2 separate regions of the Homo sapiens genome follow, and region 1 is linked to region 2. Evidence: read pairs that join two places in POLR2A ChIA-PET (ENCODE). Cell type or tissue: A673. All regions are shown on one strand. Links, peaks and the distances in the headings refer to the core of each region. The heading gives the core; the rest is flanking DNA.

Region 1 (2,926 bases), core at 256-2,755, 330 kb after region 2:
CTATGGTTGTAAACTCTAGGGGAAAACTTAGTTCTAAGAGTTTTACAGTTTTAGTTCTTATGTTTAGGTTTTTGCTCCATTTTGAATTAACTTTTGTAAATGGTGTACGGTAAGAGTCCAATTTCATTTTTTTTTTTTTTTTGCATGTAAAGTATGTACTTTTGTCATCCTTATTTGACAGATAAAGAAACTGAGGCACAGGTGAATCAAATAATTTCCCTAAGGTCACACAGCTAGTGAGTCATCAAGACAGGATTACAAATCCAGGCAGATTGAGCTCTCGTAGGACCTGAAGCCTAATTTTTGCTGCTAGCAATCCTAGTTGTACCTTTACATTTATGACATATGGCTGGTCAAATCTTTGATGCTGAATGGTTTGGTCAGGGATCAAGCCTTGTTACAACACTGCATTAATGAGAACATTCAGACCACTTCACGACTTTCTTCTTTATGGCCTTGTATCCAGGAACATATGCTCACCAAAGATAGATAGGAGAGAGAGTTATCATTTGCACAGAATCCCAAAAATTAAACCTGCAGAGAAAGGGCTGGCTGAGAGCAGCAGTGTTTGCATGAGGCTGATCAAAGTCACGCTGGGGATGGAGGATGCTTTCCAGGCACAGCTGCAAGTGGCTTCTCTCCTCTCCCTCCCACCCTGCCCCGACCTCTACTCCAGTTGCACTCACCTGGCAGCCCCAAGGCTGGCTCCAGTCACACATGCACAGGTGCAACGACAATGATCAGTCACCGTGTTCTAAGATTTGGCCTTTGCCAGAGAACACTGACTCCGGCAAGACAGACTGAGGGCTAGGAGATGCCAGCTGTGCCCCTCCTGAGAGAAGGACTTCTGGCTGGAGCAGGCAGCTCACAGCACAGGTGGTCAGCAGTAAAATGCAGACATTATTGGGTTTTTCCATTCAATCGAGCCAACGTCTGAGTAGTTAGGAAATGCCCTGGGCCTAAAACAGTGCCTGACACATAGCAGATGCTCAACAAATTGTTTAATGACATATTGGTTACAAGGATATGGCCAGGGGGGCGGGGGGGCTGTAACCTCTACCCAACAGGAGTGCACAATCTGGTGAAAGAGGCGGATTTGTGCCCCAGTGACATTTTGATACAAGGCTGTCCATAAGAGAGTGAGATTATGATTTCCTAATAAAGAAGGCAGAGAGTGTGACTGCTTCTTACTGGGAAAAATCTAGAGTGGCTTCTTGGAGAAGGTAGAATTTGAGCTGAGTCTTGTAAAGATAAGTAGGGTGAGACCTTCCAGGCTTAGGTGAGCAGAGGCCTCTAGGGGAGAAGGTGCAGGGGAGGGGAAGTCAGGGTCACTAGCCAGGCTCCCTGCTGGAAATATACCTGGGGAAGTGGGTGGGGCCAAATTGTGGAGGGCTGTGCCTGCCAGTTCTGGGATTTGGGGGTTTCTCTCTTCACGCTTCTGCTGAGTCCTGCACACAAACGCTGGGCCACCGTCTGCGGTATGATGGCAGCTGGCTACCTAGGGATTTGTTGCCTTCCTGGGGACTCTGGCTCCCTGCCACCCCATATCTGCTGGGCAGGAGCACAAGCCCTACCGTCTCCTTCTATCCTCTGAAAACCTTCAGTGGCCAGCACTAGAGCAGGTGGACAAGACAGCCAGTGCGGGGGAAGGGACAGTTACACAGGAGTCCCCTTCATGCCTCTGCATTCAGAGACCTCATATGCATCAGGAAGGCAACTGGCCAGAGCAAGTCCCTCGTTAAAGGAAGCACTCATGGTGGAATGTGGATAATAGGCCACCCCGTGCACACTAATTACTCATTGCAGAAGAAACCCGAAGCTGGGATTGATTGGCAAAGCCGAGGCAGGCCTGAACAGTCTGAAACCATCCATAGCCAGCCTCCTGCTGTCATGTTTATTTTCCTGTTCCAGAAACTCCCTCCCTGGCTCCCTTCTGTCTCCTTTTATATTTTAGAGTGACTTTTGAGTGGGTGGTTAGGTCTAGGATAACTTTAGGGAAGAACTAAGGAAATATGCATGAGAAGAGGGTGGGTGCCAGAAAATTAGTTAATTTTTAACATGTTTTCTATTTAGAAATATAATCTATATCACTGAAAACTTGATTTTATTTTTTTAAAAAAAAGAGAGAGAAGAAAGAACTATTTGTAATCTTATGCCCAGCACCCTAATACTCCCATTATTAGCTTTTTCATCTATTTTCTTCCAGTCTTTCCATCATGACTATACACAGGATATGCTTGTATGAGGTTGTAATTATACTATACATGCTTTCTTATATTTTGTTGTTTTCCACTGAAAATATTCTTCAACAGGTTGGAAGTGAGTAAGTAGATTTCACCCTGACTGGTATCCTCGGTTAGCCCTAAGCAGGCCTTGGGCATCCCTCAGTGCTTCAGTTTATCCAGTGAGATGGGACATTATTAACCAACTTCATGGGCATAATTTGAGAAGTTATTAAAAGAAACCAGGAAACTAGAAAAAAACTTAAAGAGAATGTGGTAGACAGGATGTCCTGCCAAAGATATCTATGTCCTAATCCCTGGGACCTGAGAGGTTACAGGGCAAAGGGAAATCAAGGTTGCCGATGGAATTAAGGTTATCATCAATAGATGGCCTCGAAATGGGGATATTATCTTGGATGATCCAGGTGGACCCAAGGTAAGCACAAGAGTCCTTAAAAGCAGAAGAAGGAATCAGAAGGAAGATCAGAGAGAGGGCAGCCTGAGAAGGACTCAGCTTAAGGTTGCTGGCTTTGAAGATGGAGGAAAGGGCCACAAGCCAAGGAATGAAGGTGGGGGTGACCTCTAGAAGCTGGAAAAGGCAGGGAAACAGATTCTTCCCTAGAGCCTATAGAAGGAACTCAGGCCTGTCAGCACCTTGATTTTAGCCAGTGAGACCCATTTTGAACTTCTAACCTCCAGAACAG
Region 2 (2,926 bases), core at 210-2,709:
AAGAAACTATGCATATTTAATGAACAGTTGAAGCTAAGAAATATAAACACATAAAAAACGGATATTTAGCTTGAAAACACGTGGCTTCCTGTTTTTAAAAATTTTCTTATGAAAACCAAAACAAATTTAGGTTGTACGTATGAAATTCCCCCGATATTTTAAAATAAGAAATGGAGAAGTATAAGGTGTTACAGCTAAGAATTGTGGAATAAGTTGCTATCAAGTTCACAAAAGTACCTTTGCAAGACGAGGAACTGTTGTTGGAAAATCGGAATGCCCAAGTTGACCAAAGGTATTGCTACCCCATGAGTAAACCTATCAAAAAAACACAGAAAAGTAGCTAAGCGTTGTGAATCTGATTTTGCACATCAACTCTGAACCTTTATAATAATTAACATATATACACAAATACCAACAATTATACATTAAGTACTTATATTAGTCTTTCACTCTTTAACAGATATTAAGGAAATTCATTTTTAACAAGACCAGAGATAATGCGCAAATAGAGTCTTGGTACATAAGAAGACAGAGTCCAAAAATTAGCTGGGCATGGTGGTGCATGCCTGTAATCCCAGCTACTTGGGAGGCTGAGGCAGGAGAATGGCTTGAACCCGGCAGGCAGAAGTTGCAGTGAGCCAAGATCATGCCACTGCATTCCAGCCTAGGCAATATGAGCAAAAGTCGGTATCCCAAAAAAAAAAAAAAGAAAAGAAAAGAAGAAGGCAGAATTGAGGAGTCAACAATAACAATAACAATAACTAACACTTTTCAGGTGCTTACTAACTGCCAGACATTGTTCTTAACACTTTCTGTATATTAATTGATGATTCATTCTCACAACAATCCTAACAAAAATAAATAAATAAGGAAACCCAGAGAGGTTAATTTACCCATGGTCACAAATTCATATGTAAGAGGCAGGATTTAATCCCAGGAATTATCGTATACTGCCTCTTTTAGAGAAAGCAATAAAAACATTAAGTGATATAGAGGAAGAGTAATCATGATTTCCTACTCTGTAGATAAAAGTACTATGGAATGAACAGAAAACCTTTCATACATGAAGAGTTACTGTAAGAGAAACACAAGTACCTACACGACACTACAGACAAAAGAAACTAGATTGCAATGACTAGGTTTAAAATGTTTGTTTATTCTGATTATGAAAGTAATTCATGGTCATTGTACAAGACTGTGACAGTACAAAAATAAAAATAGAAATAAAGTGAAAATCACTGATCAACCACTTGGTGGCACCTACTCTTTTGCACATCAGTAAGTATAGATCTGTAACATCATTGTTAATAACTATCTAGAACTCTACTGTGCATATACTTTAACAAATTACGTACTGAATTAAGTTCTTTCCAATTCCTTTTTTTTTTTTTTTTTGGAAGCAGAGTCTCGATCTTGTCACCCAGGCTGGAGCACAATGGCGCAATCTTGGCTCACTGCAACCTCCGCCTCCCAGATTCAAGCAATTCTCCTGCTCAGCCTTCCAAGTAGCTAGGATTACAGGCGCCTGTCATCACGCCCGGCTAACTTCTGTGTTTTTAGTAGAGATGGGGTTTCACCATGTTGGCCAGGCTGGTCTTGAACTCCTGACCTCAGGTGATCCGCCCACCTCAACCTCCCAAAGTGCTGGGATTACAGGCATGAGCCACCACACTCAGCCTCCAATTCTTTAATATTAAAAAGGATAGGAAAAATCCTTGAATACATATATTCATGTATCTATTTGCTTAGGATAAATTCCTAGGCAAAGACTATGCCATTCTGATTTTTGATACATACTGACAAACTCTCTTCCAGCAAGGTCCAATTTACATTCCTGCCTGCACTGCACGCACATTTTCTCCTACATCCTAATCAATGCTCAGCATTGAATGTAATCCTTAGGTTTGCATAGGTTAATCTCATAGGTGAGAAAAACACTGTACTGTTGTTTTTTAATTTAAATGTATTTGCTAAATGATCATCTTTTCATTTATTGCTGGCCATTTCTACTTCTTTTATGACGAAAATATAAATATCCTTTTGACAATTTTTATCCTTTGACAACTGTTCCTTTATATATAAGTGCAGCAACACTTTATCACATATGTTGCAGATATTTTTACCCAGTTTGTTACGTATTTTCATTTTGTTTACACTGTTTTATTTGCTGTTCGGGACTGTTGAATTATCATATTGACAAACATATCTTACTTTCTAATTTCCAGTTTTGATGTTATGTCTTTTTCTATGCCTAAAAGACTCATCTTAATTTGTTCATACACACACACGCACACATACACACAGTTCTAGTTTTTAATGACATCATTAATACACCCAGAATTAGAATATGTATAGCCATCTTAGTTTTCTCCTACAAATACGAAGCCAGTAAACATTTACTACATTTACCGGATACTCAAGTCTTGTTTTCCCAACTGAATGGAAACACCCACTTTTATATCTTAAATTCTCATATATACTTGAGATTATTTCTAGCCGACAGGCATATTTCTGTTGCATTGATCTGTTTAATTTTATAATATATAAGGATAAATCTCTCTTTTTACCTGGCTCACCTATGTTTATTCTTCTGAAGTAATTTTGGGATTATTTTATCAAATTGTAAATATTACACTGGAATATTTTGGGGACTGTACTGAATTTTCACTGTGCTGATTAATGATTTAAGAGAGAAATGACATTTTTACAACTGACGCATCTCATCCAAAAATAAAACCTCTCACTTTACTACTGCTTTCATGACCCTTCAAAAGAGTTCTAAAGTTTGCATCATATGGGTTATATGCATTTTATACTTATTCCTACTTCCTTAACACTTTTGGTGTAGTTCTGAGCAGAATTTCCTCGAGTATGTTTTGTTTTATTATATGTATATAATAAAGCCAGTAATTTTTATTTTGTAACT

What was found. Peaks named below come from ENCODE experiments on the same cell type or tissue, not always from the same donor. Only the 100,000 strongest peaks of a DNase experiment are listed, where the experiment ranks them.
Region 1: POLR2A ChIA-PET joins it to region 2 with 8 read pairs; 2 of 35 experiments call an interaction of 5 or more read pairs at or near these places.

Annotation. Positions count from the first base shown.
Region 1 is chr2:202,082,724-202,085,649 of GRCh38, forward strand. The region is part of intron 2 of KIAA2012; the gene reads left to right. Among named protein-coding and RNA genes, the nearest start is that of KIAA2012, 11 kb to the left of the region's middle. In A673, for the core only: no CTCF peak of the experiment used is centred there; a DNase peak (open chromatin) is centred at 1,808.
Region 2 is chr2:201,749,475-201,752,400 of GRCh38, forward strand. ALS2 (alsin Rho guanine nucleotide exchange factor ALS2) reads right to left here. Exons shown (of 34, transcript NM_020919.4): 8 at 238-315. Among named protein-coding and RNA genes, the nearest start is that of ALS2, 30 kb to the right of the region's middle. In A673, for the core only: a CTCF peak has its summit at 1,268 (motif pointing right); no DNase peak of the experiment used is centred there.